Linked DNA regions of Mus musculus: all the other regions are linked to region 1. A link is a loop called in an ENCODE intact Hi-C map of the cell type or tissue named here. Cell type or tissue: left cerebral cortex. All regions are shown on one strand.

Region 1 (5,000 bases):
CTGCCCTTGAACTCACGTAGATCTGCCTGCCCCTGCCTCCTAAGTGCTGGGATTAGAAGTGGTGTGCCACTATTGCCTTGCCTAACTATCTTTATAGCTTACATTACTATTTCTTATCTCAAAAGTCAACTCAAAAATGGATCACAGGTTTAAATGTAAACTGAAAAGCTAAACATTTTCTGGAAAAAGAAAGTAGAAAAAATTTTTGGAAACAGGAGCAAGGTAAAGAATTCTCAGATTTGACTCCAAAAATCATGATCTATAAAAGGAAAAAGTGATAAAGCTGGCTTCAAAAGCTTTCATCAAAAGCTGCTTTCATAAGCATGGACAGAGGACGAGGTGTTTAGTTAAAATAAATAAATAAATAAATAAATAAATAAATAAATAAATGCCTACAGAGTGCTACAGAGTGTAGTGCAGTCTCAGTACCTGTCATCTGTTACTTCTTTTTGCTCATCTGAAAACTATGCTAATGTGCTGTAATCCAAGCCCTTGGGAGGCGGAGATAGAAGGGTCAGGAGGTCACAGCCAGCCTGAGCCACGTTATAGAATGGCCAAACTTACTGCAGAGTGGGAAAAAGAACTCACCAATCAGATGTTCAGTAAAAGAGCAGTGCAGGTGGGCCCTGTGCCCGTGAGTTCCTCATCTGAGGAGCCATCCAATTGTAGGTCCAGAAGATTTTAAGATCATTAATATTAGAGGCATATTATGGTACATGTAAATATACCATGTTGGACAAGGGTCTTGAATATCTTTGGGTTTTGTTAGGGGATGGAATAGTCTCAAATTAGTGCCCCACAATTAAAAAATGGCTTGTTGCCTCTGGAATAAAGAATTCCAGTCTCCAGGTAAGAAAGCCCCAGTAAACTAGTTAGAAATTGGCAAGAGGGGAAAGACATTTTACCAAGAAGATGTACAGGTGGCCCATAAGCATGGACAGAGGACGAGGTGTTTAGTTAAACTTAATAAATCAAAAAAAAAAAAAAAAGCCTACAGAGTGTAGTGCAGTCTCAGTACCTGTCAGTCATCTGTTACATTTTATGTTTGCCTACCTGCTTTCCTGCCTTTGTGTGTAGTATGTAAGTGAATGTTCACGGTGTGCAGATGCGCTTGTGTGAGCATGTGTGCAGGTCACAGGGCAGTCACCTTCCTCTATTGCTCTCCACGTATCTTTTGAAGTGAGGTCTTTCGCTGACCCTAGAGCTGACTGTTGTGGTTGACTAACTGGCCAGCAAGTCCCCAGGACCTTCCTGTGCCCAGGTCCCCAGTACTGGTACTATACTCGGTTATGAGGCTGCTGGGGATCTAGACTCAAGTCTCCATGCCTGGACACAAGTACATGACCCATGACACCATCTCCCGAGCCCCTGCATCTTTATTTATATATAAATATATATTATATATTTAAACACTTAACTGAATATGCTGGGTTTCATTTCAACATATTAAGTACTTTATATGTCAGTTAAAACTACCTATGAATACAAATTTCAAACAGCTCATACTCTTGTTTTATGGCTTTACCATAATTTATTTGAGTTTCTGCTGTGTGTTTAAGATTTTTCTCCTTTGTAACTATTATAAATAATATTCTGATGAATAATTTTGCATATAAGGCCACAGTTGGGGCTCCTGGATGTTTAGAATAGATTTTGAGGTGTGAAGTCACTGTTCATGGGCCCAGTACACTGTTAAGTAGTCATCAACGTAATGTACAGAGAAGCTTTCGGTTTTCATGATTTTGGGTAGGGGATACACACACACATGCGTACATACATGCACACACACACATGTATTATATGCAGAGTGGAAAAGGGAAGGAAAGCCGCCTGTTCTCACCTCCACTCTGGGCTCCTGGCCTTTCATTCATCTCTCTTCTGCTCCTTGACATCGCTCTTCCTTTCTCTGTGACTGTTTGGGTTTCTTATGGCTCTGTCCTCAACCTGGCATTTGTGTTTACATTCTGCTTCTGTTAATCAGAGCCAGCCCTTCCCCTTCCACTACAGTTTACAGTATATAATAGCTTGTTTCTTTAGAAGTGTAGAACCCAGTTTCATATTGCCCACTAGATGCCTTTGCCTTAAGCCATGCTTCACAAACTCAAGTGTGTGAAGTTTACCAACTCATCCACTTTCCCTGAGGACTACATGACCTTTCCGTGCTGGAAGCAGAAAGTCTGGAAGGTAGCCTACATTTCCCTTTGAATTTTGCTCAGTACATCTTGTCAGTTACCATGTGTTAAGATTCTATTTCCAAAATAGCACCCTAATTTGTTACCTCCCCCTTTTCACTGTTTGTAATTGAGGGCCTCACATTTCATGTGCTGCTGCGTTGGAGTCTAACTCTGTGCCTATTTCTGGTCTCATATCCCTCTTTTATCTCGCCCACTAAAGCGAGTTTGTATTTTTAAATCCTGGATTTTAGCATCTTACTCATGTTCACTGTCCAATATTGCCAGTAAAGCAAAGCCTGCTGTCCTTAGCCCAGCGTTTGTGTGCCTGGGCTCTAGAGCTTGGCTCCTGCTGTTACAGCCTCATGTCTGCAGTGCCTGTGGTGACTATAGGCTGTGCCAAGGCACTTCCTTTGATGTTACGTGTCTTTTTTTCTGGCCCGAGGGCCATTGATCATCCATGGTCTCCACTTGCCAGATCTCTATGACATTCAAGCTCCGATGCTACTGTAACTTCCCAGGGAGGGGCCCCCACAGTGAGACCTCCTCACCCTATTCCCACTCCTCAGTGCCACATCAGAGTACTTATCTCCCTACCACAGTTAGAGTGTCCCTGACCACTAAGCTAGACTGTAACACACCTTCTCAGACCACCTAAAGCAGGAACTGTGTGCACTGTTTATTACCTTAGAGTATTTAATAATTAATGTATTTAATAGACATGTCTTGAGTAGATGAAGGAAGACGGGTCTCAGGGTGAAAGGCAAGGAAGGGTTTGATGTTGAGGCAGAGTTCAGGTGTGGAAGCCATAGGAACGGAGCTTCTTGTGTGACCAGCTCTAGACAGGCCACTTTCTCCTTGCTAGAAGTAGCAATGGCAGCAGTACTAAAACAGCAGTTGCTTTTGAAATGGCAAATGCCTGCACATTTCAGTCTCTATTACAAGTACTGGTGGATCCTGGACAGCAAGCTGCTCACTTGAAATGTGGTTTTCACTTATAAGTGGAATGACGTGAGACTTGGAGGAGACATGCCCGTCCGTTACAGGTCAGGTTATACTTGGCTTTGTGATAGCTTGGGTGCTTGTGGACCGGTTGCTCTTGCCTTGTCTCATCAGATGTTCAGACAGTGAAGATAGGTCGGCTGAGTCACTTTGAGACAAGTAGCCCAGAATTCTTATTTAAGGTCTCTGATGTGAAATTTCCAGGGTGACGAAGCATGCAGATGTGAACAGAGTTCCACGTTATTTCCTGATGTGGCTTGACTTTTCTACCTCTTCCTGCTGTCAACCCTGTGTGCCACTAGCCCGCCTTGCTTTCCATACTGTCTCTAGAGATGTATAGTTAGCAGCAGTGACTAATACATTGTCAAGAAACGCTACTATAACCTTTTAAGTCTGACGCGTAAGCCAGAGCTGAAAGCTGTAGCCTCTGCACTGCCTCTGGATGACTGCATGTTCCCACCAAGTGAGTCACATCATGAATATGCATGAACTTATAAAAACAAGCTTTTATAAGAAACTCTGATGTGCGGAAACAAACCTCATCAGTAGTAGTTCCCAAAAGCTCTCCACCATTGCTGCCCGGGCCTTGACTGTGTCCCTCCCCTCATCTCTTGTACTGAATTTTAATGATTTTTCCCTATTCTTTTTCCACATGGAGGTACTTAGTTTTACTGTTTGGCTACTCCCTTTGGATGAGTGAAACTGCCAAGATGCAGGTTAGGTTGACGAACGGGTAGCAGCCTGGGCCACACCGGCACATCGGACTTCTTGATACTTACAATAAAAAGAAAGTATTTCTTGTCAGTTGATTTCTCTCCTTCTATCTTGTGGTCCTGAGGATGGAGTTTAGGTCAGACTCAGTAGCAAGCCCTTTTAGCTGCTGGATGTTTGTAAATGTTAAATAATGTTCCTGGGGACTAGAGATGGCTCGGCAATTAAGAGCTTTTACTCCTCTTGCAGAGGACCGGAGGTGGGTTCCTAGCACCCTTGTTGGGTGCTCACGACCACCTGTGACTCCAGTTCCAGGGATCTGATGTCTTCTTCTGGACTCCTCTGGCACCTGCACTCAGGTGCACAGGCACACATAAAAGTAAAATCAATTCTGATTAGGTAGCGGGAGTCTCAGCACTCAGGCGGCCGAGGGCTGTGCCCACCTAATCGCTCCACCAGTCAGCTTTATGGCAGTGATGTCTTTTCAGTGAGATCATACACAAGAGCACTGGAGAGATAGCTGATGCAAACTCCTGCTTAGTGCTGTGGGACATTCCAGGGCTACTTACATGACCTTTGAAAAGTAATACTCACTTGATTTTCACAGTAGACTGCATTTAGAAAATATTACTGTTGTGTTAGTTAGGTTTCGACAGTTGGAACCCAAAGCAGCTTGGGAAGATGAGGGAAGTTGAGGAAGTAGGAGGGCAGGGGCCTCGGAAGAATCACTCATTTCTTGTGGCTGTACTTGTGTGTTACCCCCGCCCCCTTTTCTTCTTCTTCTTTTTCTTTTTCTTTTTTTTTTTTTTTGTATTGTGAGACAGGGTCTTACTGTGTAGTTCTGGATGGCCTGGAGATCACTCTGTAGACAAGGCCCATTTTGGACTTAAGAGATTAACCTACTTCTGCCTCCTGGGTGCTGGGAATAAAGGCATGTGGCTTCTGCCTGTCAACCTGTCTTCTTATAGCACCCAAAAACAGTCCAAGGGTGGCACTTTCCATAGAGAGCTGGGTCCTCCCACATCAGTCATCAATCGAGAAAATGTCCTACAGGCTTACCCAGCCTAGTGGGGACACTTTCTCCATTGAGGGTTTTCTCTTCCAGTGACACTAGCT
Region 2 (5,000 bases), 90 kb after region 1:
ACATTTAGCTTTGGGGAATCTTAAACTCAGGTCCCCTTGCTTGCATCGCAAGCATTTCCTGAATGAGCCATCTCTCTAGCCCTTAGTGGTCTCTTTCTGTTATGACTTTGATTTCTTTTGTTTGTTTGTTTTTAAAGATTTATTATCTATCTATTTATTTTTATATGAGTATACTGCAGCCGTCTTCAGACACACACTAGAAGAGGGCATCAGATCCCATTACAGATGGTTGTGAGCCACCAAGTGGTTGCTAGGAATTGAACTCAGTACCTCTGGAAGAGCAGTCAGTGTTCTTAACCACTGAGCCATCTCTGCAGCCCACGACTTTGATTTCTTAGGTAAAAATCTTTATGACATTTATCACCTCTGGTTGAGTCTGTAGGCCATAAATCTTTTCCTATCCTCTGAAAAGGGACTGCTGGCTGTCTCCATCTATTATTCAAGGCGATGCTTTAAGCTGGACATCCAGTGCTCACCTGTAATCTCAACATTTGGGAGCCCGAGGCAGAAGAATTGAAAATTCTCCAACCTGGTCTCAATCTCCCACCCCAAAAGTAATATTTTAACATCTGTATATTTGAAAGAGCATAGTGAATTGTAGGTTCATGTATGCTTACCCTTGGAAGTGTAAATGAAAGATTTCTAAACATTGCAGATATAACCTTCCCTCTAAGATACTGGTCATTCTGAAATCATTTCTTCCCGGGGCTTGTTTTCTGTATACAGTCAGCATATCTACAATTATGCTTTTCCCTTTATGTCACCTCAAGTATCCGATCCAGGATGCTCTGTAAAATCACCGTGTGCCATGTTGCATGCAAAGCAATGTACAAGTACAGGTAGGAAGAATCTTTGATCCACCCTGAATTACTGCATGAATATCCAAATTGCTCTTCCATATCCAAAGCCCCCTTCATGACGTTGGCTTCAGCGCTGCACACCTCCCGCTTTCTCGGGCTTTTAGGATGCCCTGTAACTCCAAGTATTTACTTGCCCTTGTGAGCTCATCAGATCCCATTTGATCCGAGTCTTTCCTCTGCTTCCGTTTGTATGTGACTTGTATGGTTTCACTGTGGTGACATTGCACCAGAGTTTAGTCTATGGCATTCTCCATCCTGGGCCACATATGCCTTTCAGCCATAATAGCAGAGATAAGCTAAGGTCACTGTCTAGTGAGCCCAGCCGCAGAGCGACACGTCCTGGCACTCCAGGTTTTCCAGGTGGTACTGGTTCTGGGGACGCAGGGACCTTTTCTAGCACAGAACATGTACTTTTGCAGAAGTGGCTGGGCTATGCTTCTGCTAACTCCAGGGATATCATGCATGACTTAAAAAGTATAGTCGGAAAAATGTTTTTAAAAGTTCTGCCAAAATCTCATCCACTTTTAGTTATCTAATTTTTTAAAAACTCTATCCTGAGTTTTCTTTTTTCTTCTCGCTGTCCATTTGACTTGACCCTTAAGCTAGACATGCTGAAAGAAGGATGCCAAGTCCATAGTGACAGACAGTGGGGAGTGGATGGACGCCTGGTGCTGGGATGGTGCTTAGTACAGGGAGGGCTTCTTTCTGTGGTAAAGTACTCTAAATCCACCCTGGTTACCCAATTCTGAACGTACCAAAAGCCACTGTCGATGCCCCTTAATTAGATGAAATTATAAAGTGTATTATAAAGAGTGGATCTCTGCTGAGCATGTATCAAGAAGCACAGGATGGTCTCATCTTGTCTTATAGAACTTCTCAAAGCCGGGCAGGGAGGGGAGGGAAGCAGAGGCCCATAGCACCCAGCATTTAGAGCTGAGCTCATTTCACCTGATGCAGCTGTGCATTCTGGGTAGTGCCACAAGCCCCACGCAACACCCAGGGCAGTCCCTTCATAGTCTCTTGTATTCACTTAGCAAGCAAGTTCTGAGTGCTCTGTGCTTGATCATGTTCCCCTCCACCCCCATTCAGTTTCCAGTCCACTTTTCTCTCTTTACCTTCCCAGATCACCTAAGTGTGATCTTGGGTTTGTTTTAGGTTTTGTGTGTATGGGTGTGTGGTGTATGTATGATATCTACATGTGCACATTTGCACCTGCACTAGGAGGCCATCAGATGTCCTGCTCTATCCCTCTCCATTCTTTTGTTTGATTGGTTTTTCAAGAAAGGGTTTCTCTGTATAGCCCTGGCTGTCCTGGAACTAACTCGATGTGCCACTACTGCCTGGCTCCCTCTCCATACTCTTTCTCTTTCTCTCTCTCTCTCTCAAGATTTATTTATTTATATGTATATTATTAAGATTTATTTATTTTATGTAGCTGTCGTAGACACACCAGAAGAGGGCTCTTAACCTCTGAGCCATCTCTCCAGACACACACACACACACACACACACACACACACACCCATTCTCTTCAGACAGGGTTTCTCACTGACCCTGCAGCCGACCTGGCAACCAGCAAACCTTAGATTTCCCCCTCCTCAGCAAATGCCGGTTGGCTACACTCAGCCTTTTAGTGAGTGCTTCAGATTTGAACTCAGGCTTGCACAGGAAGCAGGCTTCATGCTGAGTCATCTCTCTAGCCCCCTGCTTCCTTTTTGAGTCATCCCTGAGATGGTGTCCCTTCTGTAGGGATTGTCATACTGCAGTATCCCCTGCAAGTCCTCCAGACACTGATGTTGAATGAGTGTGTGAAGAGATGGAGGCATTCATTTAGAGTCCTGTATGAGGTGCTGGGAGTATGCAGCAGTAGGCAGTGTGAGTAGCAGAAACAGCAGCTCCTGAGCCCATGTGCCTTTGGAAGAGAAATCATAACTTTTTAGGTACAAAGTAACTGATCAAACCCTGGCTCTGTGCCTTGTTGTTGTTGCTGTTGTTGTAAATCTTGTTGATATTTCTGACCCAAGCCAGTGAGAATCCATCCTTGTTTTAGTCTTTGCTTTATTTTTGTTAGAGTTTTTCCTCCTGTGTTGGTTGATATTTAGTTTATTTCAGTTGTCTGTCCTATAAACAGTAAAGGCTGCTCACCCACGTCTTCCCGCCCCTGCTTCAACCACACATCCCAGGGTCCCCCTGCTACTTCACTAAACTGCCAACAGTTCTGAAAAATAGCCCTCTGCTTGAAGTGTGCAGAAGCTGCCCACAACGGTAAGCAGCTAAGAGAAACCAGAGCACATATTTCCTCCAACTCATTTTTTTTCCAGCCCCTCAAGTATTTGTTAGAGGGAGCTGAGTTTTCAAAATGAGTTCCAATGTTCCCGTGTGTTAATAATTTGAGGTTTCTCCTGCATGGATAATTTAAATGTTCAAAACCAACTCATGCTAAAGTTAAATGCACATTGAACTAGCCGTACTCCTAGCTTACCATATACATGGCAGTGATGGAGAGGGATGTGAGGTAAAGAGCCACTGGCAGGGAAGATGGCCACACAGTGCTAAGGAAACCTCGCTTTACAGTGATGCATTGTCAGGAAGGATGCTGGGCCTGCCCCTGCTAGGCTTGGAAACTTAAACTGCGTTTAAATCATCTTTCACAGCACCACCACAAGTGTCCCACTGCAGATTCTTGTTAGTGATGCCAGCGAGCCCTCCGCACTGAGCTGCCTGGGCTGACCTCAAACTTCGAGTCCTCCTGACTTAGCCTCACCTAGCCGGGGTTACAGGCTTGTGCCATCAAGTCTAGGGTCTGTTAGGATTTTTAACAACCTATCCTACTTGCTTATGAAGAGTTTGGACAATTTTGCTCACTGTGTGCAGACTGTGAGGTGTAATTGGACATTGAAAAGATTGGTGGTATATTCTTCTAGTCCTAGCACTCAGAAAGTCAAGGCAAGAGGATTCTGAGTTAGAGACCAGCCTGAACTACAAGATTTCCTTCAGCTTAGGCTGCCTGTGTGGCCATAGGGAGACTCTCCAGCAAGCCATCAATTGGTATGGCTTCCAGCTGATCCATGGGCATGGCTTCCAATGTGTTCTCCTTCAGAAGCAGCATCTGCTGTTTGTTTTTGAGACATGATCTGACTGTGAAGTCCTGGATGGCCTGGAACCCATAATGGAGACCAAGCTGACCTCAAATCCACAGATAACCAATCTTCCTCTGCCTCCAGAATGCTGGGATTAAAGGCATGAGTTACCATGCCGGTCCATAAGCACTATTTCTTACACACTCACTGTGCTCGAAGAAATGCTAAGTATCATGAAAGCCAGGAAAGAATAGTAGCCTTTTTTAAACATGAATGCTACTCTCCCACCCTCCCATCTCTTCGGCCCCTTTCATGTCCCCCCACTCCTTCTCAACTTATCTCCTCTTTGTACCGGTGTGTGTGTGTGTGTGTGTGTGTGTGTGTGAGAGAGAGAGAGAGAGAGAGAGAGAGAGAGAGAGAGAGTTACTTCTGACCACTTGGGATTGGATAACCCTTGGGGCCTCACCTCTGTCGAAGAGAAGACTGACTCTCCCTCTCTTGGTAGCTTTAATTACATGCAGCTCTTCATCTAGAGGTGGGGCCTTGTGAGATTCCCTCCATCCATGCATGATGGCGTGTCAGCTGTGTGTGTTGTCATTGGACAGGTCTCCTTCAGCAACTCTAATAAGTAGTTCTACAGAAACTACGGAGAAAGAATAGACTTCTCTAAGAGAGGTAGAGTGTTTTTAAAGCTGAAAGAATTACACACACAAGATAAAGAGTCACAGGGGAGTACAGAGAAAGGGGGAGGGGGATTGTCTTAGTCAGTACTCTATTTCTGTGAAGACACCATGACCACAGCACCTCTTATGAAGGAAAACATCTTGTTGGCTGGCTTCAGAGGTTTAGTCCATTAGCCTTAGGGCAGGAAGCATGGCAGAGCAGAGGCAGACATGCTGCTGGAGAAAGAGCTGAGAGTTTTACATCTTGATCCACAGGCAGCAGGAAGTTACAGTGACTTTGACTTCTGAGACCTCAAAGTCTCACCCCCTAGTAATGCACTTTCTCCAGCAAAACCACACCCATGCCAACGAGGCCACACCTCCTAATTGCATCACTCC
Region 3 (5,000 bases), 110 kb after region 1:
CACGTCATCAGCTGGATGCGAGAATTGTTTGGATTTGTTTTTCTAAAGCTATGCTGGGTGCTACCTCAAACACTAAAAATGGTCATTGTTTGTTTGTTTGTTTGTTTGTTTGTTGAGGCAAGGCTTCTGTGTAGCCCAAACTGTCCTGGAACTCACTCTGTAGACCAGACTGGCCTTGACCTCAGAGATCTACCTGCCTTTGCCTTCCGAGTGCTGAGATTAAAAGGGTGTGCCACCACGTCCAGCTTCTAATAATGTATTTTTAAAGGTAGTGTTTAGATTAAGAATTCTCTAGGGGGGCTGGTGAGGTAGTTCAGTGGATAAAGGCCCTAACTACACAAGCCTGCTAACCCAAGTTTGTTTCCTGGACCACTAACCAGTCCATCCTCCCTTAAAGGTGGAAGAGAATGAATTGAATTCACAAAGTTAGCCTCTGACCTCTACACATAGGCCATGTATGCATGCATGTGTGTGTGCACACACAATAATAATAAAATAAACCACCCCCAGAAATCCAAATGCTTAGAAGACTGAGGCAGGAGGACCATGAGTTTAGGATTAACCTGAGTCTGGCTTATCTCAAAAAAACAAAGAAAGGACAACAATAAAAATAAACAGACTCTACTGTTTAGTATCTGCCTAAGTTTCTTAATGTCTCAGTTTTAATTTCTTAAAAAATGTAGATTATAATAGGTGTCCTGTATAGGTTGAGGCTTTACAGGACGTAGTACTCTGCCTACCACACCATAGCCAACCATGATAATATGGGCAGGAATGTCTCTGCAGGAATCACTCTACTGACATTTCATTTCCGTCTCTCTGGTTTTGACCCCATACAGCAGCACACCTAAATCTTTAGTAAAATAATGGTTTTCTGGCAACTCCAGCTTGAAGGGTGGGAATGACTGTTCTGTTGTGACTTCTTAGGTATTTCCATGGTAGTCAGCCTCCAAGTGAACAGGCAGAAGCCATTGTTCTCCAGGTCTGTTGCTTTTGGTTTGGGAACAATATTGAGCACGCACTTGGCCTTGATGACCTCCTGTCTGGGCCCCTAGGTACTGAGGCTCTAGGAATACACCTCCACAGCTAGCCTCTGAGGACGGTGCTACAGCTGTCAGCAAGGTTTATCAGTCACTGATGCGCCTGCCATTTGGGAGGACCTGGCTCATGTTTGGACATTGATGCTGTTCTGAAAGGTGCAATTGCTGTCTTGGAAGCTTCCCATTCTTCAAACATGAGTCTGTGAGTCTGTGAGTGACAGCAGGAGACTACCATGTGACGCATTTCTAGTGAAAATGAGATTACTACATCATACACAGACCATTCCTTTATCACTGTCACAGAGTTTTGAGAATTGGGGGTAGGTGACCAAGGAGTTCCTTATGTCCCCTTGTTATGCAGAAGAGTGATCTGTAAAATAAGTAGCTGTGACCCTCTGGGAAGGGTCAGTGAGGAGCCACTTTGCTGGGGCGTCCTGAAGAGCCGACAGGTTCCCTCTGCTCTGCTTCCTTCTCCGTCTGCTCACTTGAGTATCCTGTGGTTGTAGGTTTGAAGACGGTCATTGCCTTCATTTTCACATCCTTTCCATATTTTGTGTAGAATAACGTGTCCAGAGCTCGCCTGAATTCAATTTTATGAGCTATATGATACTGAGAAAACGTGGCTTGATGCTGAGTTCGGCCATGTTTCACCCTCTGCAGCAGATGAAATGTGTTAGCTTCTGACCGTCGGCCAGTTTCTGCTCCATGTGACAGCTAGGATCAGTGCTTGCCCTTGTGCCACCGACACAAAACAGAGTCCCTAATCTGGGGAAGCTATGAAAACTCTTTGGCTCCTTGAACAATCAAAGATTAATACAAGTTTGTGTACATAATTTCATAATTCCTTGTGGTTTTTTTGTTTTTTGTTTTTTGTTTTTTTTTTTTGTAGTGAGACTTTCAGGGTCTCTTAGGATAAAATCTGTTAAGGATGACTGAGAAGAAGTTTCAGAAGCCTGGAGTTGAGATTTGCACTGGGACTTATGACAGGTTATTTTGTTTGTTTGTTGTTGTTTAAAGAAATTGCCTAGGAGAAGAACTCTTTGTTTTAAAGCAAGCCTGTTACAGACATTTTTTGGCCTTGGCCCCCTAATGTCTTACATGAAATTTTGTGCAGAAAGACCAAAGGAAAAGAGTGGACTGCCATCTAGAGGCTTGAACAACAATGTTACAACTTCAAAAGCTTAACCGGCCTCTGTGTACTCAACTTTGTGAATTAAGAACAACTTTTTTCTTTCTTCTTCTCTTTTCTTTTCTTTTCTTTTCTTTTCTTTTCTTTTCTTTTCTTTTCTTTTCTTTTCTTTTCTTTTCTTTTCTTTTCTTTTCCTTTCCTTTCCTTTTCCTTTTCTTTCCTTCCTTCCTTCCTTCCTTCCTTCCTTCCTTCCTTCCTTCCTTCTTTCTGTCTTTCTGTCTTTTTGTCTTTCTTTCTGTGATGACAGACATGTATGTCATAGATGCTTCACTGCTGTGTCTACCCTTGCTACTGTAGACATAATTTTAGAATGGAGATGCCATGGTCTTTGAGATAGGAACTGTACTTGAATATACCTTTACTCACAAAGTAAAAACAAATCAATGTTTTTATTTAGCATCTGTTTTGGATTTTACATTAAAAATTAAGAGTAATTCTTTTAAATGACTCTGAGTGTATATTTCATGATAATGATGCTACTATAAGTGGTGTAGAAATTGCAGAGTTGAATTTGTTCTGGAAAAAAATAGATGACTAGAATGTATATCCGCCTGATGATGCATTATAGGACAGTCAATAGCATATCCTTATGGTAGCTGAATGTTTTAACATTTCAAAGTCTTGTTTGTTCATTTATAAATGTGCATCTTTATAGTACCTGATCTAGGATTGTTATGAAGACTAAGTGAAATAAAAAGCATCTTCACGATACAGTCTTACTTGGTTAAGATGAATATTCAATAAATATTCATACATTCAGTTCCCATTAGATATAATGATCATTTTTGGTATTGGATATTCCATATTGCAGTAAAAAGGACACATGCCTTGCATTGTCGCAGAGATTGTGTCAGCAAGCACAAATACGAACAAGAGAAGTCCTTAAATAATTCATGTAAAGAAAAGTCACGTGACACAGTGAAGCGTAACCGAGCCTGTTTTCATGTCAGAGGTCAGAGATGAGTTTCTGAGGAAGTGACAGTTAAACTCTTTTTTTTTTTTTTTTTTTTTTTTTTTTTTTTTTCCATTTTTTATTAGGTATTTAGCTCATTTACATTTCCAATGCTATACCAAAAGTCCCCCTTACCCACCCACCCCCAGACAGTTAAACTCTTACCCGCATGACAGGCAGCCCTCCATGAGAAGGCCTGTGGAGTTTCCATTTCAACTAGAGGACTAAGCATGGAGGCCAGACAGCTAAGAGAACTTCACTGTGGGAAATCAGACAGGAACTTTTTAGGCCCAGGACTTAACATTTTCATTTTGAGGGTCATGAGAAGAAACTGTAGAGTTATTAAAGTGGTGATGTTAGCCTTAGCCTTAGAAAAATGCCAGTGGAGACTAAGACAGACAGAGGCAGGAAGCCCGCTTGGGAACCTTTTCTGGCTGTCTCAGCCAGCAGCGACGGCTTGGGATGGACCCTTTGGCTCTGTAGGATTGTGGTTAACGGCACCAGGTCAGGGGTTAGGGGTAAATTCTTGGGGTAAACTGCTTACATTGCTGTGTTTGGATCCCTAGCACCCATGCAAAAGTAGACATGGTGGTACACACCCGAAATCCCAACACTGAGGGTCAGGATGCGAAGATCTCGGGTTCACCAGCCAGCTCATATAGTGGAGCTTCAGGCTTATGTGAGTCACTGTCTCAAAAAGTATATAGTGGAAACAATTAAGGAAGCCATCGTAGCGTTACCTCTGACCTCCATCCTTGTTCACATAGACAAATGACCCTGACACACATGCACACACCCATCCTTGTTCACATAGACAAATGGTCCTGACACACACGCACACACCCAGGTAGACATCCAGACTATTGGTTTGGATCTGACTGTGGCCTCTGGGCTGAACCTGGGCCATTTCTAAAGTGGGAAGGATGTTCACAAACTGCTCTTAGGTTTGTGGTGGGGCTGAGGTAGCAGTTGTAAAGCGCTGTGAATACGTGCGCAACGCGGCCTCATCACTGTCTGCCGCCTTCCCTATGACTGTTGCTCCAGCATGGTCATCAGAGCTCCCAGTTTACACATGAGAGCTTTTGTAAAGTGGGTGGCTTTGAAATCAGAATATAGGCTTCTGTTTTGGAACTCTCTCTCCAGGATAACCTGGAGTGTGAGTTGAAGGCAGAAGAGAAACAGAACTAAAACAGGGAGCCGAGACTCTACCTACTGCTCTTACATCTAGCCCTATCAGCTCTACCAGCCCCCCAGACCCCCCACTAGACTGAGGACAGCTGTTTGTCTGTTGCAGAGTGTGAGCACTTGATCCGCCACATGCTGGTGTTAGATCCAAATAAGCGCCTCTCAATGGAACAGATCTGCAGGCACAAGTGGATGAAGCTCGGAGATGCAGACCCCAACTTTGACAGGGTAAGCCGGACCCTTGCCTCAGGGAACTCCTGATTAACTCCTTCTCTTCTTCAGTGGTTGTGATCTGCCTAGGACCTAAAGAGATGAGCAGTAGGAACCAGCTGCTGGCTAAGACCAGTGGCAGGTGAATTCACAGGGAGCCGCGGGATCCAGCAAGGCTGTGGAGACAGTGATACTGGGCATTACCACAGAAATCATAGTTTGCTTTTGACTTCTGAGACAGCATACTCCCAGTTCTGCAGGTCACTGCCACCAGAGTGCCTTTCTTGTCTTGAGTGCGCTCCCTTCAACAGCTTCTGTCACATACTGCTGCACCCCATTATGATCACTCTCGTACCCCAGGAGCTCAGGAAGCAGCCCTGAGGGTTTTGTCAGCCCATAGCTGATTGCCAGAACTGTCTTGCTT
Region 4 (5,000 bases), 68 kb before region 1:
CTTCGGGCAGTGACGCGCGTCCGCACGTGACGCGCGGTTGCCATGGCGTCGGGCGCCCGGCGGCGCGGGAGCCCCGCCTCCCGGAGTGACGTCTGTCGGCAACCCCCCTCTTTCGGCCCCCCCGCGCCCCCTCCCCCCCGGCCGGCTCCCCGCGGCCCCGGAGGTTTCACTGCACAACAAGATGGCGGCGGCGGCGGCGAGCGGAGCTGGCGGGGTTGCCGTGGCCGGAGCAGGGGGAGCCGGGCCGGCCGGCCGCCTGCTGCCTCCGCCCGCCGCGGGGCCCCCGGCAGCCCCCGCCGCAGTGCCCCCGGCCGCCGTCCCGGCGCGTCCCACAGCCCCGGCCTCCCGCGGGTCGATGGCCGCTCGCATCGGCTACTACGAGATCGACCGCACCATCGGCAAGGGCAACTTCGCTGTGGTCAAGCGGGCCACGCACCTCGTCACCAAGGCCAAGGTAGTGGCGCTGGGGACCGCGCGGCTGCGGGCTGCGCTGCCCGGGGGGCGTTGCAGCAGGGCGGTGGGGCCAGGGGAGTCCGCGATTCCCCGGGGCTCGGGTCAGGGTCAGCAGTGGGGACCGGTGCTGGCGGGAGAAGGCAGGGACCTCAGAGCGGAGGGGTTCCGGAAGGGGGGGCTCCGGGAACTTAGCAGCTGGACATCGGAGAGGTCCCCAGGGCTGTGCGCAGGGTCGGGGGGGGGGGGTGACTGGAAAGGAGGCGTTGGAACTCTCTGGGGGCCGGCGGACTGCACGCCAGGAAGACTCCGGAACCAGCAATTAGGAAACCATCAGAACGAGGGCAGGGGCATATGAAATGTGGACCACAGGATGGGGGAGACGCGCAAACTGGCTGCCTCAGGCTTCCCAGGACGGCTGGGGCATGGGGCTGAGGGTGTGCGGTGGGGTGCAAGACACCGGGAAGAGAAGGACCTGGCACCTATACCAGAGAAAGGAATCCACGTTTGATTATTTAAGACGGGGAGATGGTGTCAGTTGTAAGCCTGAGGAAGTATACTTGATTATGGGAAGAGTCAGTGAAGAAAGCAGGGAAATAAGGGGGAAAAAAATGGAATGGACCCATGACCAGATGTCCCAAGGCTCAGGGTTCCTGGTGACACTAGCTAACCAAGGGTTAAACAATTTAGGATAAGATGGTTTGCTGGTTATTTTTAGTTGTCAGAGGGTCTGAAATGGTGGGCTTTTTAGAACTCGGGGTGGGCTTTTCAGTAGGGAAGGGAACCGTGGGATTGGCACGACAGAATTCCACTCATTTGGGCCCTTTGGTTCCCAAGGGATTTGAGGAGCTGTAGTAGTGAAACTGGCCAAGGTCAGTTAGGAAACCATGTATGTATACGCATGTAGTATATTTTTTAAAGGACTCAGAGGGTAGCACTTTTACCTATCTTTCTTCATTGAGAGTATCAAGGAAAATCATTCAGTTTTGATGGAAGCCACAAAACCCATTTGAATTCCCAACTCGTCTTTGCTCAATACCTCACTTAAATGGATACTTTTAACGTAGTAGTCATTCCTTATATTTAAAACAGTAGCTTGAGTTTTTCTTCCGCCTGGCTAATGAAAAACCTTTACTACCTAAGCATGCTCCTCCGGGAGACCCAGGACTCCCCTCCCCTCCTCCCCCTGGCCGCTGTTTACCTTAGCCTACCTTGTTTTGGCTTTTATAGCAGTCCCTCCCTGCCAGGACTTATCTGGGCCTCGTATCCTGCTTATTGGCAACCTGAAAGTTCCTTTCCTTGCCTCTCTCTGTCAAAGACTACAAGGGGCCCTTCTTCCGAGGGTGGCGGCGGGCAGAGTGATTGGTCAGTTTCACTTCCTCTGGTGGGACCCCTTCAAGCCTCAAGTCTTCAGAGCCCTGTGACAGACTCAAGTGCGCCCTCCTGTTGCAGTCCCTCCCTCAGGTCCGCAGCTGGAGCCGAAGCCGGCATCTCCTTACCCCCTACAGTGTGTTTACTGTTGGCCTAGTCAAACTTGTGTTTACAAACAGAATGCCTCTGTCCCTTGTTTTCTCTCCCCTGTCTGCTTCTGTGGTTATTTTGCTCTGACCTCTGGGAAATGGACTCCACAAACATAATTGGTTGTCTGGCTACGTTCTCTATGATTTAAAGAAATTTGAATTTTTATATCAAAATATTGATTAAAAAAAATCTATGACAAGCTGGTTTGAGTGTCTTATAAACATAACTGCAAACAGTTGATTCTTGGCTTTATATATAAAAGGGACATTTCTGTTTTCAGTAGTCAGCAAAGCCAGGGCCTAATTATGGTTGGTTTGGTTGCTTTCTAGTGTGTGTGTGTGTGTGTGTGTGTGTGTGTGTGTGTGTGTGTTTCAGTTTCCCCTGAGACCTTGGTATCCTTTAGGACTGCAGCCTTTACAGCACTGGCATGTTTATAGACGGGTGTCACTGTTTATGTTGGTTTTTATCTTTGATCGTTTGTGGTGTGCAGTTATGCAGTTCCTATGTATGGAAATATTCAGACTTGAATGAGGCTGAAATGGCTGGGACAATGAGTTGCATGTGTGGAGGAGACCACACCAGCGTTTGTTTGTGCTTCTGTAGCAATGTGCAGTTTCCTGGCTCCAGCTCCAAGGGCCCTATCTTTCTGCTACTTAAATGACTCTGCTGCGAGTGAAGCTCGATTCACAAGGCGCTGTCACGTGCTCAGAGTGCTCCATGGGCATATTTTGGCTTGTGCCCTGCTTATCTGAATACATTTTGGAAGGGTCCTTCAGCACTGACAGCTGAGCTGTGCCCAGCAGCTGCTGACATGGGTTGGGATGGCCTAGTAAGGCCATGGCTTGGTTATATAATGGCAGGGAAGGTGCCTCGGTCCTAGAAGTTGCTGGAGCTGCTGTTCCTTCCTCAGGAGCTAGGCTCTCCTGCAGTGTTTATCTCCCGCAGTCAGGTCGAATAGAGGCAAAGGATTGCTTTTCTTCCCTAGCTCTTTCTACACTAAGTTAGTCGTTTGCCCCTTTAAAGGTGTATGCTTTTTTTTTTCTTTCTGTTTCCTTCTTTATGTCACTGAATGGTCTGAGATTTTCTTCTAATCCTGTACAAAAATCAGACACAGGTAATAATGACGATGCCCATGTCAGCAGAAGGAGGTTAGGCAATAGGCATTTTCTATACATTGGAGAACTATTTATAAACCCCTCTTCCTACATGACCCATTCCAAGGACTAAGAAGCTAAAGCAAACTTCATTTATTGACTAAGCTACTGCACTCTGTCCAACAATAAGAGAAGCTGGCCCCGGTCCAAACTCTGTTAACTCAAACTTCCCAGAGCGAATAGGATAATGAAAAGAAAAGGAACCAACGGGACCCCCCCCCCTTTTTTTTCCTTTTCGTTGTTGGGACCTTTGCAGCGAGGCTCCCCCGTGCTGAGTCTTGACATCCCATCTCTGCAGTGCCGCCAGCCAGCGTCTCTGCAGAAGGCTCACAGGAACCACAGGCTCTGGTCAGCTAGCTCACCCCGGCTTTGTCCTACCTACTTTGATTTTCTTTTTAAAAATTTCTTTTGAGACACATTGCCCAAGGTTCTCTGTCTTTTTGGCAGAACATGATAAAATATTAAGATTTTTAAAAAATATATATTTCTCCCCTTCTCTGATTACTTATGGTCTGTTTCCTGTGCCTAATTGTACCTTCAAGCTAGCTGGATGAACAGAACAAAGAATAGCTACATTCTGTGTATATTAAAAAAAACTTCAGCTTTGCCAAAAACAGCCTGGTTTGATTTGTCTGCTGCTTAAGACTGGGGCACTGCTGGGCCCTGAATACTAGCTAAACCTCTCTGTGCTTGGATTTCGTCATCTACAATGGGATGAGAGTAGCACTCACCCCACAAGCTTCAGTGTTGGGTAGATTAACTGCGATGTGCAATGCTGCCCAGGCAGTGCTGGCATGCAAGGAGTAGGTAAGAAATGTCGTCATTTTCTTCAGGTGCAGTAGTCAGTAAGGTGAGTAAGACTGGCGAGGCCCCACCCCCCACCTTTTTTTTTTCCCCACTCTGGGAAGAGCTATTGACCTCAAGTGCCATTGATTCTGGATAGTGAGACACAAGCTGCATGCCACACTTTCATTCAAGGAGGGTTGGGGGGGAAACTACTGTTTCAAGTGCTACTTTGAAGTTCCTCCACGTGGTACTCTGTAGTCCCAGCTGGTCTGGAACTCTTGGTGACCTTCTTGCCCTCAGATCCCTTGGTGTTGGGATTATAGACAGGAGCTACCACATCGGGCTATGAAATTTATGCAGAACTGTTTTTCATTTAACTGGATTTTATTTTATCTTTAATTGTTTTTTAACAAGAGACCGATCTGATAAACACATTGGCTTTTGCTTTGGGCCATCTCAAAATATTTACTTATTAGCAGTGCTGGGGATTGAACTCAGTGACATGAGGATTTGTACCACAGATGCACATCCTCAGTCCTTGTGTTTGTCTCCCCCACCCACCAAGATGTTCAATGTAGCTCAGGCTAGCCCAGAACTCCATGTGTAACCTATAGAGGCCTTGAGTTAAAAGCCTCTCTTGTATCTCCATTCTCCAGTTCTCAGATGGCTGGATTCTAGGTTTGTTACATGCTATGCTACATGGATTTTTCCTTTCTTACTTTAAAAATTATCTTCAAATTAACTAATTAATTTAAGTGTACGGTACTTTGTTGGCATGGCTGTCTCTGTACCACCTGCAACTGATGCCCCTGGAGGCTAGGCAACAACATTGGATTGGCTGGAACTTTTGTGAGCCATCCGCCTTATGGGAGTTGGGGAGCCTTGGTCCCCTGGAAGAGCACCTAGTGCCCTTAACCACTGAGCCGTTTTTCCAGCCCCACATCATTTCCATGCTTTGCTATAGGGCCCTGTGTGGTCCAGTCTGTTCTCCATCCCACCGCCCCCACGGCACCGGTGTGCTGAGATTTTATGCGGGTCTTCACCTGGCTCAGATTGTCATTGTTTTTTTGTAACTTAATTTTTGCCATA
Region 5 (5,000 bases), 57 kb before region 1:
TTCATAAGCGTCAGCTTCAGTGCGCATGTACCTCAGGGGCATGACTACTGCTGTTTTGTTTGTTTGTTTTGAGGATTTTCCACAGTTTTTTATTTCATAATTTTAATTTTTTTTTAAATGTGGCAATTGCGTTGGCACCTGAATCTTTAGAATATTTTTTTTTCTTTAGATAGATTGTTAAAAGTGAAATTACTGAGCCAGAGGGCACACATGTTTGAGAGACACCGGATACTTATATTGCCACATTGCTTTCCAGAACGATTGCACCAGGGTTAGCCTTGGCAGCAGTGGGTGAGCAGGCCTCCAGCAGCGGGCAGCTCTGGCTGGCTGGCTGGCTGGCTGACCGGGTCCCGCTGCCTGCGTTGGCATGGGGGACTCCTGTTCGGAAGAGGGGTTGCTCGCCCTTTTCTAGCTTTTCAGAGGCCTTTCCCTGAGCTAGATTTGTGGATCTAACCCCCCATGACTGCTATCGGTTCACCCTCTGCCTGGGCCTCTCACCTCTCCCGCGGGCATGAAGGACAGGAGACTGTTGAAGGAGACAGAGTCCCCATCACAGAGGTAGGCTCTTTGTTGACCACCTGAACCTCTTTTGTTCTTCTTTGTTACTTATTTATTTACTTTTTTTTAAAGATTTATTTATTTATTATATGTAAGTACATTGTAGCTGTCTTCAGACACTCCAGAAGAGGGAGTCAGATCTCCTTAAGGATGGTTGTGAGCCACCATGTGGCTGCTGGGATTTGAACTCTGGACCTTTGGAAGAGCAGTCGGGTACTCTTACCCACTGAGCCATCTCACCAGCCCCTATTTATTTACTTTTGAGACAAGGTCTCATTATGTAGTCTAAACTGACCTCAGACCCAAGCTCCTGCCTTTATCTACAGATGTGGGCCACAGTGGCCAGCTTTGGTTTATGGATTATTTTTATTGTTTTTATTACTCACTTGTTTTGAATTTTCGGCCTGAACAAAATCCATACATTATCATTGAGGTGCTTCCTCTTCCCCAATGTGTGCGTAGTGTTGGGGACCAAGTCCAAAGCCTGAAAGTGCACGCCAGGCAAGTGCTCTACCACTGAGCTGCATTCAGCTCCTGGGATCACTTAACTTAAAAAAGAGAGGCTTAAAAATACTTATTTTAGCCGGGCGTGGTGGCGCATGCGTTAATCCCAGCACTCGGGAGGCAGAGGCAGGCAGATTTCTGAGTTCAAGGCCAGCCTGGTCTACAGAGTGAGTTCCAGGACAGCCAGGGCTACACAGAGAAACCCTGTCTCAAAACACACACACACACACACACGATTTGTATATCTGTGGAGAATACGGTGAGGTGTCTGACCCCCTCACAGGTATTTGTGAGCCACTTCAGTGTTGGGATCCGAACTCTTGTCCTAATCACCACTGAGACATCTTCCCAGCCCAGGTACTCTTTAAACCCTGCTGTGGGTTTCCCTGCCTCCTTTTTCCCTTGCAGTAGGTTAAAGAAGGACATTGACTAATATTTGGATGTAGGGCCAGGGGCTTTTTCTTTGCCCTGGTTGGTTTCCTTCATTTTTCTTTAAGTACACTATAGTTCATTATGAATTCCAGGGTTGCCTTGTTTTTGAAACAAAACAGGAACTCAGGCATTGATAAAGTGGTGTAAGTTAAGCCCATGACTTTTATGTGCCCGCCCGCCCTCCCTCCTTCCAATTTCTTGCTCACATCTCACCCATATGTAATTTGACTTTACTTTAAAAACTTTACTGAATTTGTTTCAAGTTGAAAGCTTAGTTTTTACCAAAGCATTCTCATACCCCCCCCTAATTTTTATCATTTTACCTGGTATTTAATTAAATCACATCACAATTAGTACAAATAGGCATGAAAACAAACAAAAACCTAGGGACAGGTGTGTGACTCGGTGGTAGTGTGTGTGTCTGTCATGTGTGAGCCCGTGGGTTCCACCCCAGCACTGGAAAGGTGCAGACGGCAGCAGTGTCAGCAAAGTCCCCAAGTGTACGTAGCTGATGATGGGGGTGGAGGATGGGGAGGCTGAGCGGTCGGTGGGGGGTGCATGGTGGCAGCTGCATATTGTGCTTTGCCTGAGATGGCCTATAAGCACATCTGAGGTAGGTGAAGTTGTAAACTAGTGAGCGCCTTTAGAGGATGTCTTCACGGATGTGTCTTTATGAGATAATTACTGAACTTCAAAAATCAACTCAGCATGCAAAACAATGGGTTTCATTATAACATTTTTATACATACATGTGCTTTTACTTGAATTAATTTAAAATTGTAAGTACTCTAAAGCTGCTAAGGAGCTTGAAGACAAAATATTTTACAGAAGTTTTTATGATCCTATATACTTTTGGGTGATATTTTTGTCCATTTATGTTAGAATTTGCATGAATCAAACTGAATTTGATAATGGGCCACGATGTTAAAAAAAAAAAAAAAAAAAAAAACTCGGAAGGAAAGAGCTCCCCTCTGTCTCTAGATGAAAAGGTTTGTATCCGTTCATGCCAGTGTAGTGTTCCATGGAACAAATTGACATTTTCGTGTAGCAACTTGTTTTCTGTCTCTGGCAGGCAGTCCTCTTCGGATGCCACAAGAAACAGAATTGTTTGTATTGTGGAAGGAAGGCAGAACAGAGCTGTGTGTTTCTTAGATTGCTCCGGCACCTGCAGGATTCCTTACTTCTGTCTCTGCCTCCTGCCTCCTGTTGTCCTCCCCTTCTGTCAAAATGTTCCCATGTTGCATAAGCAGTGTTCTGACAATACGTGAGGTTTAGTAGCTCTTTTTTTTTTAAACCCGCAAAATAATGTTTTTAGTGATTGTATGTTCTTGGCTTCCTTTCTAAGTTCTGACTCAACAGCCCTACTGTTCCTCTGGCCCAGTGGGGTGGTTGTATTTGGGCATGATCTTTGTGTGCCAGTCAGCTGCAGGATCGGGGCTTTTGCATATTGTACCTAAATAGCTTCTGTGAATGTAGTTGTTCTGGGAGGCAGTTAAATGTTGAGATGGTATTTTCGGATCTCTTTAAAGAATATTACAATGCCGAGGAAGAAAATAGCTTGTTTGAAGCTTGTTACTCATGAGCCCCTGACATGGAGACAGGAGCCAGTGGTTTGAGCCCACTGGCTCTGCCTTCACTGACTTCCTTTTGAGTCAGCAGCTACAGGCCCTGATTGTACCATCAGGGGAAGGGGAGGGGCAGACCAAGCCACCATCTCTGCCATGTGTCAATGCTGCTGCTGCTTCGTCCTCCTCCTCCTCCTCCTCTTCCTCTTCTTCTTCTTTCTTCTATGATTTATTTGATATATGTGAGTACAGTGTCACTGTCTTCAGACACACCAGAAGAGGACATCGGATCCCATTGCAGATGGTTGTGAGCCACCATGTGGTTGCTGGGATTTGAACTCAGGACCTTCAGAAGAGCAGTCAGTGCTCTAAATCGCTGAGCCATCTTCCCAGCCCCAGTCAATGCTTCTTAATGCTCAAGACCACAAATCCATTTTTGAAGACATACTATATTCTTTTTTTTATATAAAAACATTTGTGTGTGTGTGTGTGTTTGTGTGTGTGGTGTTGCTCATGGCCTTTGGCATAAGCATGGAGGTCAGAGGGCAGCTATTAGGAGTTGGTTCTCTTCTTCCACCATGAGGCTCTCAAACTCAGGTCCTTTGGGTTAGCTTCAAGCCCTTTTACCCACTGAGTCATCTTGCCAACCCTAGAATCAATCAATCTCTCCCCCTCCCCATCTCCCTCTTTCTGAGACAGGGTCTCTGTGTGTGTAGCCCTGGCTGTCCTGGAACTCACTCTGTAGCCTCTAACTCATAGAGATCCTCCTGTCTCTGCCTCCCAGGTGGAGGTTGTGCATTCCCCTCCACTCCAATTTGAAAACATACTTGTTCCAGTTGTATCCTCTAAATTTCCTTTCTTACCCAGTGTCATTGTTCTGTTTTCCCAGCTCCTTGAGGGTCCCCCTTTAGCCTGTCAGATGGCCTAACGTCCCCTGCAGCAGTAAACAATGCTGGTGGAGTTGAGGATGCTTCAGCTCCACTTGGCGCTCTGCTCGCGGGCAGCGCCTTGACTTTGGGCAGCAGCAGGCTTTGATATCCGCTCCTTTTCATATAGTTCAGGCACAGGATAGCTCCTCCAGTTTAAATGTTAAGCGTATTGACAGTTGTGCAGCCGTCACCACTACACATTTAGGACACTGTATTCTTCTCAGAGGTCACTGTTCATCTCCTCAGCTCTACCCCCAGTCTCAAGGAGTGACCTGTCAACTCCATAGATTTGCCTCTTCGGTTTTTTCATATAAATGGAGTTTATGTTACTTAGCCTTTTTTATCTGGCCTTTTTCAGGGAGTAAAGTTTTTTCAAGGTTGATCCACCCAGCCTTTTCTGGAATTTCATTTCTTTTCATAGCAGAGTAGTAGTCCTCTGGATAGATAGACATGCTGCATTTTGTTTATCTGTATGGATTGCGTGTTGTCGTGTTTTTACTCTTAGGAGTGATGCTATTATAAGTATTCACATACAGTTTTTTGGGGAGTTGTATGTTCTTATTTCCCTTGTATAGATACCTCACAGTAGAATTGCTTGCTCACATGGTGACTCCATGAAGAACTGCCAAGTGCTTTCTAGAGTGGCTGCCCCGATTTACGTCCCCACCAGCAGTTTATGAGGGTTTTAGTTCCTTTCCTGCCCTGGTTTCGTCATCTGCTGGGTATGAGGCAGCGCTGCTTGGAGCTTTGTAGACTCGAGCTTCCTGACTAACGGAGGAGCATCTGTTCACATGCAAATGACGGCTTGGGAGAAATGTCACTTCCCTTCCTTTTCCCGGCTTACAGTTCCCTTGTCTTCCTTGCTGAGCTAAATTTTAATTTTTTACTTTTTTATTGTTTTGAGAAAGAGTCTTGGTAGGGAGCGCAGGTTGATTACAAACCCACCTTGCTCCTGCTGGGCTGCAGAGGTGGACCACCTACCTACTCTGCTGAGCTTAGCTTATGGTTTCTT
Region 6 (5,000 bases), 50 kb before region 1:
TCAGGAGGGGGCTTCCAGTCTAGTTCCACCTTGTTTCTGAAGAACTTCTTATAGTATACGTAGTTCTGGCTTGATCTTTACTTTGTTTGTTTGTTTGCTGTTTGAGACAGGATTTCATGTAGACCATGCTGGCCTTGAACTCACCCTATACCACAGGATGAACCTGAACTTCTAATCTTCCCACCTCTACCTCTTAAGTACTGGGGTTGCAGGTGTGTGCCACACCCAGTTCCTGGGGTGCTGAAGATGGATCTGAGCCACTGCTCTGCCAGCTGTGTCACTGCCCTAGCGTCTGGCTCGGACTGTCTTTAAACCTCACTCCAGGCTTGCGGGATGACTGGAAGGCTAAGATCACTTACTACTGTCTGAGAAGTCAGCTTTTAGCAGGATGAGGTAGCTCAGGCCTTTATTAATCGGAGCACTCAGAAGACAAAGGCAGGTGGAGCTCTGGGAGTTGGAGGCTAGCTGCTCTACAGAGTGAGCTCCTGAACAGCCAGGGCTACAGGAGTGAAACCCCGACTTACAAACTTTAAAAGGGGGAAAAGAAACAAAATGAAAGAAAAAAGAACTGAGCTTCTTGCACTGGCATAGAATGCCTCCCAACCACCTGTACTGTGAGTTCCTAACTGACTTTTTCCGGCAAATGGCACCTACGCTCAATTACACCCACTGTGTATGCCACACAAACATAGTATTAAATCATGTCTAAATAGAAATAAAATCAGTCTTTAAAAAAGTCTCCCTCGTTACTTTGGGAATGTTTAGAAAAAAGAAATCTGTTTTTTTTCCCCCTCAATTTTCTTTCTCATTTAGAAAATGATTTCTCTTTATTTATGTATATTGATGTTCTGCTTATGTGTATGTATGTGTGAAGGTGTCTGATCCCTAAGAACTGGAGTTACAGATAATTGTGAGCTGCCATGTGTGTGCTGGGAATTGAACCCAGATGCTCTGGAAGAGCAGCCAGTGCTCTTAAGCACTGGGCCTCTCTCTCTCCAGCTTCCTCAGTTTGTAATGGGAGGGGAGCAGGAAGAGCATCAGGATAGTTGAGTTGGTGCTGGGTTACCTACAGAGAAGGGAGTGGAAGGCCATCAGCCTGACAGTGTTAAGGAGGGAGGGGGTGACGTGGCCGATGCTGTAGTGCCAGCAGGCAGAGCGCTGCGGATTCAAGAGTTCCAGTTCCTCCTGGCTATATAGTGAGACCGTTGAACCTTTTCACCCTCCTTAAAGAGGTTGCAGGAGTTCAGTTTAGTGACCTTGATTTCTCACCTTGGGCCTGGCATGTCACCTTCGTGTGATAAGTAGTACTGCAGTTACATACTGGGTAGCTTCTTGTGGAGTTTAGGAAACTGCTGAAAAAAAAAAATCACAGTTTCTGTACCGTGGCCTCTTTATCTCTGTAAAACATTAGACATTCCTAAACTATGAACTAGAGCATTCTCTTGGACTCCACTAATGTCTTTCTCCTGCACAGCCAACTTCAGGGTTCCCTTAGAGACCTTTAGTGAAGTCTGGAGAAGAGAGCCATTGGAAGCGCCATGCTTTTTGTGATTCCATTCTTGTTTTCGTTTTGATTGGAAAGTTCTAGAGTGCTTCCATGAAGTTCCATTAATTCTAAAAAACGAAAAACAACCAACCAACCCCCCCCCCAAGCTCTTATATTTACAAGTATAGTTTTGCATTTCTCCTTTTCTTTAAAACAACAGAGGTTCTGATGAACCTTCAGACTTGCCTTAGTAAACCTAACCTTGGATTTCAGAATTACTAAAGGAGAAAAATAAATCAAGTAGGTTTGTTTGGGACCCTTGGTCTCCACCCTGCAGTTAAGTGCCACTGAAAATAACCCTGGAATAAAGAGTTTTTTATGTGGCAAGTCTTCCTTCTTGAGTTTTCTCTGGGCAGAGAACGGGCTCCTTTTCTTGCAGATGTTCGTTTTTCTCAATGCTCGTCTTAACGGAGAGGCTTTGCACCTCAGTGAGCAGTGCGTCAGGAGAAGTTAGCTGGCTCCTGTTGATTTGTTGCCCCGAGATTTACTGTGCTTGCAAAGCACCTGTCCGCACTGGAGTTATGCTGCCTGGCCGGCCGGCCGGCCGGCTTTTACACTTGGTTCCAGGAGAGGCAGCTACCTGTTGGAACACAAGAGAAAGAGAAAGAGGAGCCAGCAAATCTCTATCTGCTTTCACAGAAGAGGCTTTCCAATTAGAAAGCTTTCGTAGGCTTAACCTTCTTGCCCTAAAGTAACCCAGTGTTTCATTATGGATTCTGCTGAGGTTTTGGGGCTCAGTGCCAGGAGGGAGAGGACTAAGAAGGAATGTGAAGGGAACATTCAGAGGATGGAGCCCAGCGTCCACAAAGTGCTGCTTCATAGACTTGCTCCAAAAATAACGTGCTCACCGTAGGGGAGCCAGAAGAGAGGTGCGGTCGCTGCACTTTTGGGCAGTGTCAGGGGCTGGGGTGTTGCTCCAGTGTGATTAGAGCTATGTTTCAGATGATGTCATTTAAAATTTTATGTTTGGAGAACATTGTCTTTGGAAATTAAGGGGGAGAAAAAGGTCTATTTGGTTTTATTTTATTTGTATAAGTGTTTGTATGTCTGTGCATCCACTTGCATTCTGTTGCCTATCGGAGACGAGAAGAGGTTGTCTGATGCTCTGAATCTGCAGTTAGAGGTGGCTGTGAGCCATCATGTGGATGCTAGGACCTGAACTGTGGTCCTCCGAAAGTGCAGCTGGTGCTCTTAACTACTAAGCAGGTTTTTTAATCCCTGCCTCTGGAAATGTTATTTACCCCCATGCAAAAGCTATTCAGCAAAGTTTAGAGGACTATCCTTCCAGATTGGAGGAAGTTCATCTCTCCGAACAGGGGCAGTGCTCTGCATGGTAGTCACTTAATCCTTGAAGTTCAGGTTAAGAGCTTGCTTCGATCTTGTAGGCCTTGAGCGATTAGGATTTGATTTAGAAAAGTTAGCATTGGATGTAACCGCTCCATGCCCTGAAGGTAGGAAGTGTTATAGTTCAGAGGCCCCTTCTAAGTAAGCTTAGAGTTATAAATAACATTGAGTGTGGAAATGCCTTGCACACAGACTCATAATTAGCAAGTCAGGAAGTTTGACTAGAAGGAATAAATTAACCTCAGTTGCTGATGGAGTGAGATCATGGAGGGAGCATAGCTGTTAAGTGTCATGTTCAAGCTGGCCCAGGAAGTGACTTGTCAGACTTGCTGGCCACCTCATGCTGCCTTGGCCTATCGGCATTTAGTATGTAGTAGAAGAAATGATGTTGCTTCACCATTTATAGAAAATAAGGGTTCCAAGTGGCAGTGGCTGAGAGAAGCCCTCCAGGTTGCCTCCCAGAGGCAGTGGATCTCATAACTGTCTTCAAGAGTGTTGATTTTTTTCCTTTTTCTTAAAAACAAAAACAAAAAAACAAAAATCGAAACAAAACAAGCCAAACAGTGGTGGCTCATGTCTTTAATCCTAGCTATTGGGAGGCAGGGACAGGTGGGTCTTTGTGAGTTCGAGGCCAGCCTGGTCTACAGATAGAGTTCCAGAACAGCCAGGGCTATACAGAGAGATCCCGTTTCAAAAAACCAAAACCAAGCAACCAAAGACCAACAACAAACTTTTTTTTTTTTAAATTTCAAAACAGGGCCTCACTGGACTGGGTAATCATGGCTGTTCTAGAACTCACTATGTAGACCAGGCTGGTCTTGGACTAACAGATCCTCCTGTCTCTGCCCCCTGAGAGCTGGTGTCAAGGACATGTACCACCACACCTGCTCGCTCCCTTCCTTCCTTCCTTCCTTCCTTCCTTCCTTCCTTCCTTCCTTTCTTTCTTTCTTTCTTTCTTTCTTTCTTCCTTTCTCCTGACTGTTAGAGATTGAACCTAGCTAAGGAAGGAAGCACTCGGCCGCCAAGCACACCCCCAGCCTCCTGAGGTATTTTGGGTATGGCCATTATTCACTCTCTTAAAGTAGGCGATCCACACAGCTGTGTAGTCCTACCCATACCTTCTTTTCTGGTATCTGGAGTGTTTCTCTGCTAGCCTTGGGAGGAGCTCTCTCCTTCCTCTTTTCTCTTACATGAAAGGGCCTGGTTTACTTTTAACTATTGAGTTACTTTCAATCTATTGCTGATTAAAAAAACCAGAGGGAGGTTTTTTTTTTTTAAATATTTTTTATTAGGTATTTTCCTCATTTACATTTCCAATGCTATCCCAAAAGTCCCCCATATGCCCCCCACTCCCCTACCCACCCATTCCCACTTTTTTTTAGATTTATTTATTATATGTAAGTACACTGTAGCTGCCTTCAGACACTCCAGAAGAGGGAATCAGATCTCGTTACGGATGGTTTTGAGCCACCATGTGGTTGCTGGGATTTGAACTCCAGACCTTTGGAAGAGCAGTCGGGTGCTCTTACCCACTGAGCCATCTCACCAGCCCCCCCATTCCCACTTTTTTGGCCCTGGCGTTCCCCTGTACTGGGGCATATAAAGTTTGCAAGTCCAATGGACCTCTCTTTCCAGTGATGGCTGACTAGGCCATCTTTTGATACATATGCAGCTAGAGTCAAGAAGAGAGTGCCGCCTATAGCCCAGGTTGGCCTTGAATTTTATACCCAAGGATGACCAAAACTTTTGATCCTTTTCCTCTACTTCTGAGTGCTGGGAATGCAGGCTTGCGCCACAGGCGGTGTTGTTTGTTTGTTTGTTCTGTGCCACACTGAGGACCAGATCTTGGGCCTTGTGCATGTTAGGCAATCACCACCTAAGCCACAGCCCTAGCACCTAACTGTCTCTGTTACAGTTTTGTGTATTGATTAGGAACTTTTAAGTCATAATAGAAACTTGTTATAATTAAATCCATATAACATGGTCATACGTTTCTTATTTAAGCCTGCCTGTGTCTATGAGGTAAATGCATTATTTTACATTAGTTTGTTTTACAGTAATTGGGAATCACACCCAGGTCCCGGCACACGTGCCAGGAAAGTACTCTAAG

The links. Peaks named below come from ENCODE experiments on the same cell type or tissue, not always from the same donor. Only the 100,000 strongest peaks of a DNase experiment are listed, where the experiment ranks them.
Region 2: a loop joins it to region 1, with 7 times the contacts of the local background. A loop is called at or near these places in 2 of 42 quality-filtered maps.
Region 3: it touches region 1 in a loop (2.0-fold over the local background); 2 of 42 quality-filtered maps call a loop at or near these places.
Region 4: a loop joins it to region 1, with 6 times the contacts of the local background. A loop is called at or near these places in 9 of 42 quality-filtered maps.
Region 5: it touches region 1 in a loop (4-fold over the local background); 10 of 42 quality-filtered maps call a loop at or near these places.
Region 6: a loop joins it to region 1, with 2.8 times the contacts of the local background. A loop is called at or near these places in 8 of 42 quality-filtered maps.

Annotation. Positions count from the first base shown.
Region 1 is chr9:46,080,178-46,085,177 of GRCm38, forward strand. All of the region lies in intron 1 of Sik3 (SIK family kinase 3), which reads left to right. Among named protein-coding and RNA genes, the nearest start is that of Gm46110, 3.0 kb to the left of the region's middle. In left cerebral cortex, no CTCF peak of the experiment used is centred here; DNase peaks (open chromatin) are centred at 2,350 and 3,620; H3K27ac peaks cover 2,490 bases.
Region 2 is chr9:46,170,585-46,175,584 of GRCm38, forward strand. All of the region lies in intron 4 of Sik3 (SIK family kinase 3), which reads left to right. Among named protein-coding and RNA genes, the nearest start is that of Apoa1, 56 kb to the right of the region's middle. In left cerebral cortex, no CTCF peak of the experiment used is centred here; DNase peaks (open chromatin) are centred at 2,630 and 3,031.
Region 3 is chr9:46,189,688-46,194,687 of GRCm38, forward strand. Sik3 (SIK family kinase 3) reads left to right here. Exons shown (of 25, transcript NM_027498.3): 7 at 4,476-4,594. Among named protein-coding and RNA genes, the nearest start is that of Apoa1, 36 kb to the right of the region's middle. In left cerebral cortex, a CTCF peak has its summit at 2,188 (motif pointing left); a DNase peak (open chromatin) is centred at 2,161.
Region 4 is chr9:46,012,677-46,017,676 of GRCm38, forward strand. Sik3 (SIK family kinase 3) reads left to right here and starts at 144. Exons shown (of 25, transcript NM_027498.3): 1 at 144-454. The coding sequence starts at 182. It also overlaps a transcript of Pafah1b2 not described here. In left cerebral cortex, CTCF peaks have their summits at 1,907, 2,906 and 3,105; DNase peaks (open chromatin) are centred at 406, 849, 1,859, 2,704 and 1 more place; H3K4me3 peaks cover 3,326 bases; H3K27ac peaks cover 3,409 bases.
Region 5 is chr9:46,023,485-46,028,484 of GRCm38, forward strand. The region is part of intron 1 of Sik3 (SIK family kinase 3); the gene reads left to right. Among named protein-coding and RNA genes, the nearest start is that of Sik3, 13 kb to the left of the region's middle. In left cerebral cortex, no CTCF peak of the experiment used is centred here; DNase peaks (open chromatin) are centred at 2,766, 2,887 and 4,707; H3K27ac peaks cover 2,555 bases.
Region 6 is chr9:46,030,059-46,035,058 of GRCm38, forward strand. The region is part of intron 1 of Sik3 (SIK family kinase 3); the gene reads left to right. Among named protein-coding and RNA genes, the nearest start is that of Sik3, 20 kb to the left of the region's middle. In left cerebral cortex, no CTCF peak of the experiment used is centred here; DNase peaks (open chromatin) are centred at 2,286 and 3,970; H3K27ac peaks cover 903 bases.